Linked DNA regions of Homo sapiens: region 1 is linked to region 2. The links are chromatin loops, found by intact Hi-C in ENCODE. Cell type or tissue: dorsolateral prefrontal cortex. All regions are shown on one strand. Each heading gives the region's core, and the rest is flanking DNA. Links, peaks and the distances in the headings are about the cores only.

What was found. Hi-C counts contacts between places; a loop is a spot of excess contacts. Peaks named below come from ENCODE experiments on the same cell type or tissue, not always from the same donor. Only the 100,000 strongest peaks of a DNase experiment are listed, where the experiment ranks them.
Region 1: it touches region 2 in a loop (2.4-fold over the local background); 6 of 110 quality-filtered maps call a loop at or near these places.

Annotation. Positions count from the first base shown.
Region 1 is chr20:24,631,044-24,639,370 of GRCh38, forward strand. The region is part of intron 3 of SYNDIG1 (synapse differentiation inducing 1); the gene reads left to right. Among named protein-coding and RNA genes, the nearest start is that of SYNDIG1, 170 kb to the left of the region's middle. RefSeq lists enhancers at 2,674-3,326, 3,410-4,609, 3,491-4,329, 7,544-8,045, 8,046-8,327. In dorsolateral prefrontal cortex, for the core only: no CTCF peak of the experiment used is centred there; a DNase peak (open chromatin) is centred at 3,988; H3K27ac peaks cover 2,695 bases.
Region 2 is chr20:24,465,137-24,473,463 of GRCh38, forward strand. SYNDIG1 (synapse differentiation inducing 1) reads left to right here and starts at 4,493. Exons shown (of 4, transcript NM_024893.3): 1 at 4,493-4,617. In dorsolateral prefrontal cortex, for the core only: CTCF peaks have their summits at 4,976 and 6,521; DNase peaks (open chromatin) are centred at 865, 4,075, 4,595, 6,375 and 4 weaker places; H3K4me3 peaks cover 4,013 bases; H3K27ac peaks cover 6,714 bases; H3K27me3 peaks cover 380 bases.

The sequences.
Region 1 (8,327 bases), core at 80-8,079, 170 kb after region 2:
GCCCACAGGGCGTGTTGTTATGGAGGGCAATGACAGGAAATCAACACTGCCCCAAAAGTCCCAGCTGGGGAGCCTCTACTTTGTGACATACAAGGGAAACCATGGAAATCAAGGAAGAGGCTGTGGCCTAGAAGGCTTCAAATTGAAGTCTGGGGAAATTAGAGAACAGGCTCAGAATGTCCTGGGAGCTGTGGGCCCAGACAAGGTTGGAAACCGTGGCCTGGCATCTTCCCTGCTGTAGAAGTGGAAGATGAAATGGTGACTCCTGCGGCGGGCATTGCCATGCGTCAGGGTGAGCTCCGGGGCAGGTGGAGGCAGCAAAGGCCTCTCAGGACCGCGGAAGGGCCTCATCAGCCACCACATCCCCACCTGCGGGCGCGACGGCCTCATCATCTCCTCCAGAAAGCAACACTGTCAGCCACACATCAGGAACTGTCAGCCTCAAATTCAACATTCCTCATTCTTGAACCAATTTACCAAAACTTTTTTCTTCATAAAAAGGTGAGATTTTTATATTTGGGATCAGGAGGACCTTTTTAGTTTATCAGGGCTACCCTGGGAAGGACTTCCAGAGCAGAGCTTTATCACGTAAAATCTGCTGAGGCATCTGAGCATTGAGGAATCTCTCCTGGAAACAAACATATCGGAAAAATTTCAAAAATTCTTCTTGCTGAGAGGACCTTTCTTGATTTATATATATATACACACACATATATGCATATATAATAAGTATATACACTTCTATGCAGAACCATATTCTGTGAAGCTAGCTTTATTTTCAAAGAGTTGTAATAAAATAAGCTTCTGTGGCTAGTTCTATACTCTACTATCACCTGGCTTTGTTTTAAATAGTAGATTTGCAGTGTTGGTGACTTCTGAAACCAAGGACCCAACATTTTGATAAGAGCTTAGATTGCTTATAGTTACATCAACCAAGACTCAAAAATGTGAGCAAAGCATCACTGCTGTCCAGCTAGGCATGTCCCTGTAGCCTCATCCTCTGCTCCTAACTTCAGAGGGTGGCACAGACTAGACCAGAACTAGACTCATTCATCTCCCAGATGTCTTTCTGTGGAAGTGGGGGCTGTGGGCCCAGGGCGGTGTCAGGAGAGGGCAGGGAGGAGTTTGGAAGTCAGCCTATCTTTCTAGTTCTGTGAATTCCCTGCTGCGTAGATTTCACACGTAATTTACTTTTTATTTTATTTTATTTTATTATTTTATTTGAAACAGTCTCGCTCCAGGCTGGAGTGCAGTGGTGCGATCACAACTCACTGCAAACTCTGCCCCTCAGGTTCAAGTGATTCTTGTGCCTCAGCCTCCTGAGTAGCTGGGATTACAGGCACATGCCACCATGCCTGGCTGAATTTTGTATTTTCAGTAGAGATGGGGTTTCACCACGTTGGCCAGGCTGGTCTCAAACTCCTGACCTTAGGTGATCAGCCTGCCTCGGCCTCCCAAAGTGCTGGGATTACAGGCATGAGCCACCACATCTGGCCAGAGTTCACACCTAATTTAATAATAACACCAGTGAAAAAAAGCAGGCTGCCTCATTTCAATGAGAGTTTTTCAAGACCCCTGGTCCCAGGACCATAGGGGTCCCTTTTCTTGTTCTTTGTCAAGAGTCCAGGTAACAAGATGATAACGTGGCCCTGCTGTCGTGAGCGGGGAAACAGCAGGAAGCCTTGCTTCCCTTCAAGTATTTAGTGCCAGCTGGAGGGATAAAGAGACCTGTAAATAATTGTGGCTTTACAAGGAAACAAGGGAAGGCCATCGGGGCTTCCAGACACAGGGATGACAAGCTGTTTTCCTCCCTTCTGGAATAAATTCGCGAGAAGCTGAAACAGAACTTGAAATGAACTTATTTTATGAAGGCTCTGGAGGGTACTGCCATAGATTATGTGAAGTTTGTTTTTTTTTTTTTTTCGTTTTGGTCAATAAAGTTACCACAGGCTTTCATATCACAGAATAACCTTTCCCATAGTTTCCAGTGGTTCTTTGTGCTCTGTTCTAGACCTCCTCCCCCGAGGAAAATCAGAGGCGATGGGCAGACCGTGTCGAATCTGAACATGACGTGGCTTGCTGCAGCAAGCTTACTGCCATGCTAAACACTTAGTGAGGAAGCATGCCTGGAAACTGTCCCTCTGGTCAGAGTGCCTCCAGACCCAGAATGTCCTGGCCGCAATCATTCAGGCACATGTTACTGTCCTGAGTACAGACGTAGGATCTGAGCCCTCGCTGGCTGCAGAGCCACCACTGCCCACCTCTCTGGCACGTGCCTTCCTCCCTGACACCACCCAGCCCGAAGGCCCACAGTGGAGTGCGTGATGCCCCTGCTGTGCCCCTCCTGGTTTATCCGTGCCTGGCAGAGTCCCAGCACCCAGCACGGGAGCAGGTGTAGGGGAGGCTCAGAAATAAACATGGATCAATATTAACTGGTAACGTTCACGGGGGGGAATGTTCCAAAGAACCTTGTTGAAACCCTCTAAGTTGGTCCCCTTTTGATTCTAGTTGATCACCCTGGAAGAAATGGCAGCATTCAATTCCTCCATCCTTTTTTCCAGTTCGCAAGGGCTGGTTCCCTGGACCAGCAGCATCAGGGTCATCTGGGAACGTTTTAGGATCGTGAAGTCTCGTCAGCTCCCAAGACCTGCTGACTCGGAAGCTCTGGGGACGGGGCTGGCAGTCTGGGTGTGAATGCCCTCTGAGGTTGCTGTGGAGACTCCTGAGGTAACACATGCTGAAGTCAGCCTGTCCTAATGGACCAGGCTCTTGGTTAGGAGCCCCAGCACCTAGGGGAGGCCGTGGTTCAGGGTTGTTGGGGTGTGGGCACAGCACGTGACACCCGCACCAGCCGCTCTCACCTTTTCACTCCTGCCCTCCCAGGTCACCTGCATCCGCCAAACTCTGCCTGGGGTTCCCTTCGTTATCAGCAGAGCACATAGACACATGTCTGGATTTGTTTATTCATTGTCTTTTCAAATATAGTGTACTCAACTTGGAAAACAGAAGGAGGAGGAAGAGAATGGAGAAAGAAAGCATGAAAACTGAACCTCTCCTCCATGCCCCTTTCTCAAAGCCCCTCCTCCAGGGGGACCCCGTCTTTCTGTGCCTTTATCAATGTGTGTGTGGGCAGTTTTGATTTACACGTAGAAGACCATCAAAGTGCAATGCAGCTTGCTTTTTCACATAATGTAAATACTTCTGGTATCTGCATATAAACACCAGCATTGACATTTTTAATGATTTTGTAGCATTTTGATGTATGAATTGCAATAATTTCATTACAGTAATGTTTTCCCTAAAAATGGACATATCAATTGTTTTCAACTTCTCCTTTTGCAAATATAGGATATCCACAAGTGAAATTCCACCAAGTCAAAGGTTATTCACATGTAAATTTAGCTACATACTGTAACTTCTCCTCCAGAAGTCCGTACCAGTTTTCATTCCTATTAACAAAATGTGAATGCCTGTCTTTCCCACCTGAGCTCAGTGTTCCATTTTCAACAATCTGATAGATAAAATAAAAGATATTGTCAGTTTCAGTTTGTGTTTCATTGGTTACTATAAAGCTGAACATCTTTATGTGTGTTATTTTTTTTCCTGCTTTTATTTCCCGTATAAATTTCTAGTTCTACATTTACCATTTTGTATTGGGTGTTCACATTTTATTAATTTGTAGACCTTATTTTTCTGACACAGTTTTTAGTCTGCTGTTCATGAGCTTTACTGCAAACATGTCCTCCTGCCAGACTTGGCTGTCAGTGGTGCCTCTTGCTGTAGAAAGGAGTCCTGGAGTATCTTCAGTGGTTGCTGGAGGGAAGCTTCCAGGGCACTACAGTCCAGTTCTTTACAGCTGCTGAGCATTGGTTGTGCGGTGTCTCACAGTGACTCAGCAGAAGACAGAGCCTGCACTAGTGTCTCCCAGGCATCATCGGATCCTGCAGCTCCCACACGGCAGCCCCAGGAGCAGCCTGGCAGTGTGACTCAGCAGCTTTCCTTGCCTGTTCTGAGGGGGCGCAGCTGGGGACAGCACGGGCTTCTGCCCACTCCTCACCCTGCCAGCGGGAAGCCTCCAAGACTTGGGAAGGAAAGGCAGTGAAGACCTCACTTGTCTCCTGCTGGGCCGTGGGCCCAGGTGCTGGCTTCACGGTGGTGACTCATGAACACACGAAGAATTGGGTGTGCAGAGGAGGAGAAACCATGCAGTGAAGAGCCCCATCGTCCTGTCACAAAATCCACTGCTAACTTTTTATTTCTACACCTATCTCCTCATGCTTCACAGAACCTCTGACCAAAGCAGCTTCCTCTTATCATTCACAGATTTTATAACTTTCTGCCTTTCCGAACGCGCTCTTCATTCCTGGTCATCTTGCATAATTTCCCGCCCGTGATTCTAAAGAAGAGAACCTATTGCTATGATAAAAGCTCACTGCAGATTCAGGGACATTGCACCTTATCCCAGCGGACACCAAGGGTCTCTGTGCTGGTTGGGTCTTGCCTCCAGTTCTCATCTTTCTTATTAAATACTTAAGTTTCTAAACTGGAGACTTTTCTTGATGAGGAGGCCGACTAAAGGAGTACCTTTTTATAAGCTTTTTTTACAATTACATTCACATCACAAAACACGTAGTTTTGTAACAGTGCAGTTATTCACACATGCCTCTTGTTTTTCAGAGCACCCTTTTCTCCCCTTCTGTGTTGAGGGTGGATCTCACGGCCACACAGTTAACCTATGTTAACCACCTCGACTGCCCTTCCAGTTTCCTCCACACTCAGCCATTTGCATATGCACACACATCTAGCACCCGGTCACCATGCCATCTACCACTGTGGGGACCCTCTCACCAGTTTATTCTCATGAGAGTAAACACACTTTCTGTATCTCAATGTTTTCACTGACAATACTTTCCAATATTCTGGAAATTTTGTAGTTATTGTCTTTAGCATTCATGAAATACCTGCATAACAATGACTGTCGTTGACCCAGCTGTCTTTCCAACACTGCTTGTTCACTGTTGTCTGGACTTTGGGGGGGCTCTATGAACAATGTTCCAATCAAATGTAGTTTTTGGTGAAAGTTTATATCCATATTTGCCGGTATATGAGACTGGGCTGCAAATAGGGTACTTCAATTTTCATGAGAAAGCTTAACTTCTTTTCATCATGCATAAGTTGGAAGTGATTTTCATCTATTATTGAAGCTGCGTCATTGTTTGGGGTAAATACCCAAGGTTCATTGTCTCGTGCCAAGGGAATAGAGGAAATGGACATACAAGAAGTGTATTTAAGAGTGGAGGTTTAATAGGCAAAAGAAAGAGAAAAGAGAACAGCTCTCTCTCCTGCAGAGAGAGAGGGGCACCTGAGTGGGTCTTCTAGTCCATGGCAAAGTACATGGGGTTTTATAGACTGGCTTGAGGAGGCAGTGTCTGATTTACATAGGGCCCAAAGATTGGTTGGACCAGGTGTGCCATTTACATAGCACACAAAGAAGCTGGCCACCTCTCCCTAATGTTTTACTATGCAGATGGGGTCTCTACCTGGCCAGTGCCATGTTGTCTGCTCCTTACTGTGCACGTGGTTGACAAGGAAAGGAGATGATGGAGTGCCATGTTGAACCTGCCTGGCCACCATGTAGCCTTTTCCTATTGGCACAGCTGCTGGCATTCACCCATGCAAGCTTCCAGCTTATCTATGTCTGCAGCTCAATTTTACAGGCTGCTCTTTGTTAGAAAAGAAGTGATTTGGGGGCTGCTTTTCATTAAAAGGAAAATCTTACCAAGGACTCTCTTACCCTCGCTATCTGCCTAAATAATTTCTTTTTAACTGCTATATCATTATTATAAGATAAAATCTATATTGATCATGTCAACAGACCTAGGTTCTGCCTGGGGCGCAGTAGGAAATCACAAGTTGCAATTGAGGCCTTGCATACCATCCAAGAGGCTCCTGAGAATTTTCCCCTGCACATGGGAAGTCATTGCTTGACCTTTTCCCTGTGGGGGATCCTGCAAGGCAGTTCCCTGCAGCCACGGGCAGGGCCCGGGGAGGGCAGGCTGCTGCAGCCTCAGCAGCCCACCCTTCCAGCAGCTGAGGAGGGTACATTGGCTGGGAAGAGGGGTCTTGGTACAGCTCCTACAGAATCCCACATGGAACTACATGCAGCATAGATGCCAAATACATAGTGAACAGAGGAGTGAACAGCGAGCAAGAAACCCAGCACTCTGTGGTGTGTCTCATATGGTAATTACAAGCCACATGGTAATTTACGATTCCTTCCCTTCAGAGCTACATTTTCTTCAAGTCCCTTCCACGTCCCCTCCCTCCACTCTAACAGCCTCTTCCCTGTGAAAAGCAGTGGCATTGGAGAGACAGAAAGAATAGGCCCATAAAGACAACCCTCTCATTCAGAGACATCAGCCCTCAGAGGTCCCACCTAGCCACTGGATCTTCTTCATGAAGCCTCTTGCTCACCTAGAAAACCCCAGCAAAATGTGGGCTCTCCAGACTTCTGCCACAGAGAAGACCCTTCTAAAATGCTGATATTCCTAGATGTGATACAGATCAAGTCACTAAAGTCCTAAATTTCAAATCAAGGAAGGAAGGGGGAAGGTGATGCCAGAAACAGAACAGGCAAAGAGCAGAGCAGGTGCTCTGCCAGCAGGCACCAGTCAAAGGTCCAGCAGTAAAAGGTGTACAGGTGTCACCAAGAGCCTCAGTCACCACAGCAGGGCAGAGGCAGTGGGCTGCACCCACCTAGTTGGCTGGTGTAGACCACCCTGGCTCCCTTCGAGTCTCCCCAGCCCCAGAACACCCCTCAACTATCTGTAGACTCCTCTGTGTAGTCAAGACTTCTTGGCAGAAATCCAGGGCTATCCTAGAAGCATCTTAGAAACTGCTGCGACCTGGAGGGGTTAAATGCCTTGACCAAGGCCACAGCTAGTTAATGGCCAAGCTGGGACTAACATCCAGTCATCCAGTGTCCGAGAGAGTGTTCCCTCCAAACACTGCATCATTTAGCCTCACGCAGTCCTAAAAAGTGGAGGTGAATGAGTTGCCCAAGTGAAGCGGGCACGGCTCACCTCTCAGTCACAGAGGAAAAGCAGCCAGCTCAAAGCTGCACTGTCAACTCATACCAAAGCTGGTCACCCCAGTGACAGTGCAGGGCTGAGAAGGACAGAAAAACCAAGATGGATGCTGCAGGTGCAAAATCGGATTTTTTAAAAAAGGGAATATAACTGACAAGTTTGCATATATATATTAAGAACAGCAATGTGGTATAAGGTAAAAATAGAAATTGTTTTATTTATTATTTATTTGGAGACTGTCTCCAGAGGGTCTCACTCTGTCACCCAGGCTAGAGTGCAGCGGCACCATCAGGACTCACTGCATCCTCCACCTCCTGAGCTCAAGCGATTCTCCCATCTCAGCCCCTTCCCGAGACGCTGGGACTACAAACATGTACCACCATGCCCGGTGAATTTTTTGTATTTTTTTTAAATAGAGACTGGGTTTCACAACGTTGCCTAGGCTGGTCTCAAACTCCTGGACTCAAGAAATACCCCCACTTTGACCTCCCAACGGGCTGGGATTACATGAACCACCACACTCAGCCTGGAATTTGTATGTTTTTAAATGTCATTGGATGAATATCTGTGAATGTGATTGCTACTGAAAACAAACAAAAAAAGGAATGGCCATTGTCAAGATAAATGGCATATTAAATGTGGAAGCAGAGGCTCGGGCTCTGATTTGAAAGTCTGTGCATGACTCAGCTTGGGCTTGTGATGGCTTCTGATTCCAGGCTCAGAGAGTGAGCACACTGCACTGTTTAAGAAATAAACACAGGGGTAGCCCAGGGGTGCCAAAGGTCATAGGCCAGGCACGCAGGACTTGTGCTGAGATGGCAACCTGGACTGGAAGACAACCTGCTGGGCCTCCCTGCCAGCGTGGTGGGTGCAGCTGACATCAGCAGCAGGTGTCTGACATGGGGGCCCAGGAAGCAGAGCTGAGGAGGTGCTGTCCCAACGGCAAGACCCACAAAGGCCACACACATTATTATAATACAAAGCACTGTGTGCAGCCTAAAATGTGGAGACAGGAGGGGTGCACACAGAGGGTATGAAATGCTCCCAGAGTGAGGTAAGACGCAGGCAGGGAGAACGTGACAGGCTCAGGGGAGGGTTGTCAGATGGCGAACAAGGAAAGCACATCTCAGCAGAGGCATGAACCAGGTGCATGTGCCCACTGGCTCCAGTGCTACTGGGGGCTTCGTATGTGACAGTGATGATGAAGGCTTATCAGCCTGCAGAGACAGCAGTCCCTGC
Region 2 (8,327 bases), core at 7-8,006:
GTCTTAGGTTCTGAGGGTCTTCACACCAGCATCGGCTTGGTGCCAAGGATCTAGACTTTGCCATTTCTCTCAACGTCTCAGAAAAAGCACCAGCAGCTCTTGTCTTGCCAACTGTCTTTAAGAACAGTGACCAGCCAGCTCCACTCAGGAAGGCACTGCCAGCACTCTGAGCCCGCCCTTGCCTCCTACAATGCCAGGCAGCACATAGAATAAGCTCATTTCAGAAGTGAGGAAATCCAGGCTCAGTTAATCAGGATAGAGTGTGAGAGACAGCAGCAGACACTTGCCTCCAACCCAGGCTTGGCTGGCTCTGAGGTGTGAGATTCTACCCTAGCAGGGAAGCATTCAGCTGATGCCTGACAGACACCCCCTATTAATGTTGGCTACTTTGGATCCCACCCCACTTCTCACAAGTAATGTGAAGACAGGAGAGCCACTCAGTTCTCAAAATTCAGCTTCTTCATCTTCCTGCGATCATTCTGGCTGGCCCCACGGACCTTAAGATTCAATGAGGTTATATTTATAAAGAACTTATCTCATTTCTAGACATGGTCAATTGAAAAAAAAGGCCACAGATTCCTCCTGTCACTCACTGCAAGCCCATTTCCAATGTGACTTTATAGCCAAAGAGTACAGGATATCTCCCCAACTCCTGAATCTGGCCTGGGCCATTTGACCTGCTTTGGTCAATGAGATGATGTGACGTCACCCTGAAGAGCCATGCACATTGAGGTTTGCCTTCCCTTATTGCTGTCGGGCACCCTGAAGCCACCACTGGGTGAAGAACTCTGAGCCAGCCTACAGGAAAAGGACAGACATGGCCCACAGCCAGTCTACTCCCAGAAATGTAAGGTCTTTGGCTGCCAGCTGACCGCAGATGCCTGAGTGAGCCCAGACAGCAGTGTGAGGCAGAGGCAATCCATCCCAGATGGCTCAGCCCAAATCATCAACCCACAGCATTGTGAGCAAATCAGTGATTATCATTTTAAGCCACTGAGTTTCAGAGTAGTTTGTTCAGCAGCAATAGATAACTGATACAACCAGCACTATAGAAGTTGCTTAAAACATATTATCTTTCTCTCTTCCTTATTTCTTTTCAAAGAGCTGTAATGAATGCACGGGCAAGACTGCTGATGTTGGAACTGAGCAGACCCGGACATGCCCTTGACCCCTCTACTCAGCCTCGCTGTAACCATTTCCTCACCTGTGGAATCAGAGGGCTGGACTAGATGACTGCCAAGGTCCCAACCGACTCTAGCCTTCTGACCTTCTCTTGCATCTTTTCTCTTGTTTAAACTTTCATGTCAACATTGTCTCAGACATTTTTCTAGGTTTTGTATCACTTTCCATTCACTTTTGATAGAAATTCATGCTTTCTTTCCAGCCCCTCCTATCATGTCTAGATTGAGCATCTGAATGGATGTCTTTCTACACTTCTAAGTCAACAAGATTCAACTTTAGCAAGACACTGCCGCTTTTCAGTTCCTATATGTCATCCACTTAAGTCCCTTTAATAACAGATTTTGGGGGGGAAAGAAAAACCAGGTTAATTGCATAGCTTTAAAATTGCGTATGTGATTTGTTACCTTTGGTATTGCAAGCAATGTTTGAGGCCGAGCATTTTACATGGGTAACCTGGAGATGCTTTCTAGAAGGGCACTGTTGACCCCCAGACAGTGCATAGCAGGGCTGTTTGTAACCCCACAGTCAAAAGCTTTTGAGTTCAAGACATAAAGAGGAATATTTCCCATTTGAAAAAGTACTGAATCTGTGTTTCCCCTCATCAAATCACCTACCTCTAGGCATGTAAAGTTGGCTGGAGCCGGGCTTGGTAGCTCACACCTGTAATCCCAGCACTTTGGGAGGCTGAGGCAAGAGGATCACTTGAGCAGTTTGAAACCAGCCTGGGTAACATGACAAAATCCATGTCTCCACAAATACAAAAATTTGCCAGGCTTGGTGGTGTGTCTGTAGTCCCAACTACTCAGGAGGCTGAGGTGAAAGGATCACTTGAGTCCAGGAAGTTGAGGCTGCAGTGAACCATGATTGTGCCAGTGCACTGCAGCCTGGGCCACAGGACAACACTCTGTCTCAAAAAACACATTTACCTATGTAACAAAACTGCACATCCTGCACACGTACCCCTGAACTTAAAACAAAAGTTGAAAGTTAAAAAAAAATGTTGGCTGGAAGGTGTGGCAGCTTGCTCGGTGCCTGAGTGACAGTTCTTCCCAGCACAGGAGGTGGCCCACAGACCTCTCTTAGCTCTGAAAGTTCTGTAACATCCTCTGAGAGATAAGCATTGTTGAGAAGGTTACCCCAGTTTCCAAGAGACTTGGCAATTTCTACTGTGCCCCATTGCCTAATATGTGACAGCTCCTCACTGACTTTCTTGAAAGTCTTTATTTCAATGCTATATCACAGCATACCAGATAATATTTCAAGCCACAACAAGGGAATCACAGGTAAGAGAAACTGCCCATCGTGTGCTGGGCAACTGAGCTTCCCACCAGGAGCCCTTAATGAGCTGCTGCATCTGCCAGGAGTGGGTGACATCTGTTTCTTTACATACACGTCCTGGCCCTGTGAGTTTCTTTTGAAATGAAGTGTAAGGCCCCTTTGAATTACAGAAAGATGTGTGTGTGTGTGTGTGTGTGTGTGTGTGTGTGTCATGGGGGAAGAGTCCACCTTCTGTTTCTTTCTTTTTTTTTTTTTTTTTTGAGACGGAGTCTCACTCTGTCGCCCAGGCTGGAATGCAGTGGCGCGATTAAATTCAAACAGCACCCAGGAGACAAAGGCGAGTCCTGGCTGCAGCCCAGGCAGGTGTTCTCTCGTCAAAACAAAATCTGCCTCAAAAGTCAATCCAGAGGCTGGGCAAGTGAAAGAGCAGTGACTTAGAGGCAGGGAACCCGAGCTTCAGGCTACTCCTGCACATTGGGTGGCTACACAATCTCAATTACCCTTTTTAAACTTCAATTTCTTCATTTGATAAATGGGATCAATGACTCTCCACCTCAAATGGGTCTAATAGTATCTGCTCAACCTAATGGCTTAGATGGGAAACTGCTTTATTCAGGAAAGGACTCCGGAAAGGTAAGCTGCTTTATTAAAGTGTGGTGGCATGTTCTTCCAAGTTGAGAAGTTCTGCTAGATGGGAGAAATGAACAGTGCCCGTTTCTGAGTGTTCCAGACCACAGCCTTGCAGCTCTGGGGACCTAAAGGAAGAAACATCAGGTGTGTCTCGCGGGGCTGCAGACATGAAGACGGGGATGGAATTCAGGTGATAGTACTGGTTCCACTCATCCGCGCCTCCTTCAAATGCCTCCTTCTGGCACTCTGCATTTCAGCATTCTCTTTGGGCTGCGGAGGCTCCCTAGAAGCCACGTCCCCTGAAAGGAATATAGGAAGGACCTCTTGTTCCTGGCACCACCTTTAACTCCTGCCCCTGCCCACCAGGACACCTGGGCAAGACGCAGCGCAATGGTGGGTTACCAGGCAGGAGGGAGGGCTCTAGGAAGGTTGGGAGCCATGGAACTCTGGAGCTTAACCTTCTCTGACCACCAGTGTACCAGCCTGCGGGTGGCAGGACTGGGGCCTCTGCCTAGTGTTGAAACGGGGGCGCACAGATGCTTTTCTAAATAACTTTTGACCCCCTTTCTGGTAAATCTTTTTTTCAGAGTTGATTCTCTATGAAATCTACACTGCAAACACCACCTCCTCCGCTCCTAGAACGCAGACTGTCTTACCACCGCCCTAGTTTCCTTCCAATTCCAACTGGGGCGGGCCCGCCATGGGCCAACAACAGGCTGGCTCAGGGCTGAGGGGGTCTCTGGAGTCTGAACTCCGCGCCCGCTTGCTCCTCCAGGGCTTAGCTGGTCAGGACTTGAACATTCGCCGGATCCATAAATTGGGTCATTTTTAACCTCAAAACCGAACCGCAGCCTGGGGAGGCCTTTAGGACCGAGGGGAGCCATCCCTTCCTCTAGTCGGGCAGCAAATTCCTGTCCTCCTAGTCCCCCGCAGCTATCCCCCGCCCCCAGCCTCTGTGGCCCTCACATTGTCAGACACTGGCCGCGGGCCACCATCTGGACGCGATCCCCCGCTAGGGCCTCCCTGGTCTGGGCCAAAGTTGGTGGCCACCTTCGCGCGGGCTGCGCCCTCCTTCTCTTCCCTGCCCTCCTCCCCCGGGGCCCGCGCCCGCTGCCTCCAGCACGCGCGTCGGCAGGCTCGGCAAGCGAAGAGGAGCGGCTCGCCCCAGGGCGCCCCTCGCCCAGCCTGCCGGCCAGGCGAGCGCGACGAGAGTCTCCCCGCACCCCTTCCTCTCCCGGGGGCCGAGAGGGTTGGGCTCCGCCCCGGCGCCGCAGCTCCCGACTCCCCGCCGCTCGGGCTGCCGCCGCTGCCCCGCGCCCGGCGCTCGGGGCAGCCGGGGGCGCAGGCGGAGAGCGCAGGGCGGGGAGAGGCGTGGGGAGCAGAGCGGCGCTGAGGGGAGGGCAGAGGAGGAGAGAGCCTGGCAGCGGAGGAGCAGAGGCGGGCGCCGCACCGCCCCGCACGCTCGCTCGCTCGGGAGAGTCGCGGGCGGCCGCTTGGGCGCACTTGCCGGGTCACCTTGTCCCGGAGGTAAGTCCAGACCTCCCGGCCGCGGGGGCGGGCGGAGGGGCCCGCAGTGGGCGGGGTCGCGGCAGGGGCCGCGAGCTGGCGGCGGGAGCTGGAGGCTGCCCTGCGCTGGCGGGTGTCCTAGTCCTGGCTCCGCCTCGGAGCGCGCAGACCCGGCGGCGGCGTGGCGCCCGCGGTAAGTCCGGGTGGTCGCCGCGACGAGACTTGGGAGACACGGGGTCGCAGGGCGGGAGGGGGAGCTGAGCCGGCAGAGAAAATGCCCAGGAAGGGGTCGATGCTGGCCTGGGCTGCACCTTGGTGCCTTGCCACCCCGGGAGACGCGAAGGGGCTGCTGTGCGAATTCGATGGGAGCTGGTGAGACCGAGAACTGAGAGCGTAGCGGAGCCAGGCTGCCCAGCAGGGCCATGAGGGCGCGCGGCGGGCCAAGGCTCTGCGGGTTCGGGCTGCCCCTCGGAGTGACCCGAAGGAGACCAGCCAGGGCTGGTGAGCCGGGCGGCCACGGAGCTGGGGACCTAGGTCTGTTTGGGAGTAGGAAGGGAAACAGACTAATTCTCCGAGCGGAGCGGCAGGCAAGGTGCAAGCGCGCTTGGGATGGGGAATCCCGACGGGCGACCGTGGCGGAAGCAGAGACTCCTGGAGCCTCTTTCCTCTAGCCAGGACAAGACCTGCCTTCAAAAGCTGTCTGGCCCCTGGCAGCCGCGACAGCCTGCAGCCCTGGGAGCCACAGCCCTGGCGCCGAGATGGGAGCGAGCACATACGCTTTTTTGGTTCCAATTTGAATCTCGCTTTTTCCTAGTCGTGATTTCTGCCTCTTCATGTGCACTCTCTGGGCAGTGAGGAGGAAGGAATGGCTCACTGGATGAGTTGGGCACTTTTCTTAGGGAAGGGGCTTTGTCCCTATGCGCTTTTTGCAAGACCCTACTAGAGTGGCTCTGGCAGCCGAGCTTTGAGGAGGCGGCCAGAGGGGCCGCTTGGCGTTTCTGAAAGACGAGAGGAAGGGGTCTTCTGGTAGTCCTGTTTTCCTTTGGGGGTTTCGTTGCACGCAGAGGCTTGGGCGCTTGGCACCCAGACTTCAGGTGCGCACAGTCCTCCTGCGACGTCAGATGCGCTGGCGCCGCGGCGCTCCTGGCTCGGACCGATGCCTGCGCCTTCCCTGGCCACGTCCTGGTGTTTAGTGCAGCAGACACCGGCCGAAGGCTTGGCTGATTGGGGGTGTCGAGGGGAGGGGGGCTGGGCGTTACACAGTGGCTCCGTTTTCTGGTTGGAATCAGTTGGTGAGGCGTGCGCGCGCGAGTCCGTGTATCTGTCCGTCTCCCTCCTACAGCCCAGCGTGTTTGGTCTGAGTCCAAAGAAGGAGGTGGTGTGTGTGCTGCGTAGACCTGCGCCTGTGGGGTGAGCAGCCTCATAGCCCCCAGAGCCGGCCAACTTCTCCGTGCTAGGCTGCGACCTCAAGGGCTGCCGCGTCGGGGATCGGAAGTGGTCTTCAAAGAGGGGTCTAGGTCGCGAAATCCTGGCAGCAGCCGAAGTGAAAAGGAGCTGCTAGGAGGCGGGCGGGGGGCAGTCTGATGTCCGTTCTGGCGCGGACAGGAAGAAACTGAAGTCGAATTTTTAGTTGAATTGCGTGCTCTGTGTTTGGCGGTGGTGTGGCCCGTTCTTTTGGAGGTCCACACCACAGGTATGAGGCCTGTGGGCCCTGAGGAAGCGCGATCCCCTTAATTCCTCCCTCCCCTCTCTCTCCACCGCCCGCCCCTTTGCAAGGAGCAAGCCTGACAGTAGCTGATCGGCGCCCTCTCTCACCCTGTCCCCATTTCCTGCCTGAAAACGGAATCCTCATAATCAAGAGGGCCTTGTTAAAAAAAAAAAAAAAAAGGAAAGAAAAGATGGAGAAACCTATTTTTAAACTTTTTTATTATGGAAAATTTCAGTTGTACACAGTGACAGACAGAGAATAGCACTGAAGCTTTGTGTACCCCCCACCCAGTCACCACCTGCAGTTACCTTTGGTAGAGTTTTGGAGGCCACAGAGTTTTGGAAGCCTTGTTTGATGAAGTATTTCAAAACTCATTCCAAAATGCTAAGTATTGGATAGTAGGTTAATTAGCTCCATTCAGTCATGACACATTGTATACGCATATCACAGCATCATTTTGTACCCCATAAACATACACAATTATAATTTGTTAATATCTGATAAAATAAACCAATTCAGTAAAAATACAAAATCACTTTGATGTAAACTTCAAAAAAATAAAAAAACCATTCCAAACTCACTTCACCTCTAAACACATCCCTCTGTATCTCCAGCTGATGACATTTCATTTTATGTTCACCTATCAGAAATGTCAGTTTTTAATAACCCCATTAGAGTATAGGTGATATTAAAATAAAAATGAAGGCCCCCTCCATTCCCATTTTAGGGTAGAAAAGGAAAACCTGCCAACTTTACTTGAGGCGTACAGGGGTGAGATATTGAAGAAGGAAAGACAAGTCCGGATCCTGGGAAGACAGATATGTTAGCAATAGGAACAGACTCATTCTAATTCATGAAGGGCGTGAACACGATTCTGGTTGAGCCATGATAGGCAAGAGAATTTTTTTTGATAAAAACTTTAAAACTCAGTTCAAAAATTATAAGCAATTAATTTCTTCCACATTTAGCATTGAGATAAATTAAAAGTGCTCTACCAGACTTGAGTTATTTTTCTCATTAATTTTAAATCGTATTTTCTAGGGAGTTATTACTATTATCAGAGAATAGAAAGTTGTTTTCTTATGTAAGATTTCTATCTGAGGCACTAGTCGGTGCTATTCTGAGGTTCATGGAGAGTACTGAACATTTCATTGTCTAATTAGAAAATGTTTGGTCATCCTCCAGGTCACACCTGCTCTGCCCTCTGAAAAGGCTCTGTGCTTGCTGAGATGTGATATTCACTGTGACTTCTACTGTCTGGAGAGGCATGGCACGCAGGGAGGCACTGGAGGCAGTGGGAGGGGAGGCCCTCCCTCCACCAGCCCCCTCCCATTCTGCACACCTCTGTGCTTTCCTGTATATAAAAGCAGTTCCTAAAAATTGTCAGTGATGTTCTTAGAGGAGTCAGTCAGACTTTTGAATACCTTTATAAAGTGCACTATTTAAAGGTGTCCTTAGTTAACCTTTTGTAAGATGAATAACCATCTTGTAGGTGAGCAGTTTTATGTCCTGTCACCCATCCCCAAATAAAACCTTGTCTTTTCATGACTCCAGCTTGACCCTGTGCCCCTCACATTGGCCTTTCAGACCCTCATGCACATTGGAAAATGCAGGCTCCATCTCAGAGTAAATGTACCGCTGTGGCCCATAGTTTGAACAGATGTCACATTATCAGCAAAATTCTTTGAATGAGTGGGTAAAGGTGACAAGGACTGAAGTATGTGGGGTGTTAATTTGACAACACCAGCAGAACACTAGGGGTAAATGACTAGCAAAACAGCCTCTTGTATCAGTGGAAAGTTGCATAAGGTCATTTTGGGGCAGTGCACTGATAGAAGTTTTTGGAGCCTTAGCTCTTGACCCGGCATCACTACACTAGGGGCATGGTGTCAAAATCTCTACAAAGCAGTATTCAAAACATTAGAGATAGGCTGACCAGGTCTCTAACCACGTCACCAGAATTAGAATAATGAAGTTGTCGGCAGGAGGTTTGAACAAATGTGGTTTCTCAGCATTCTCTGTG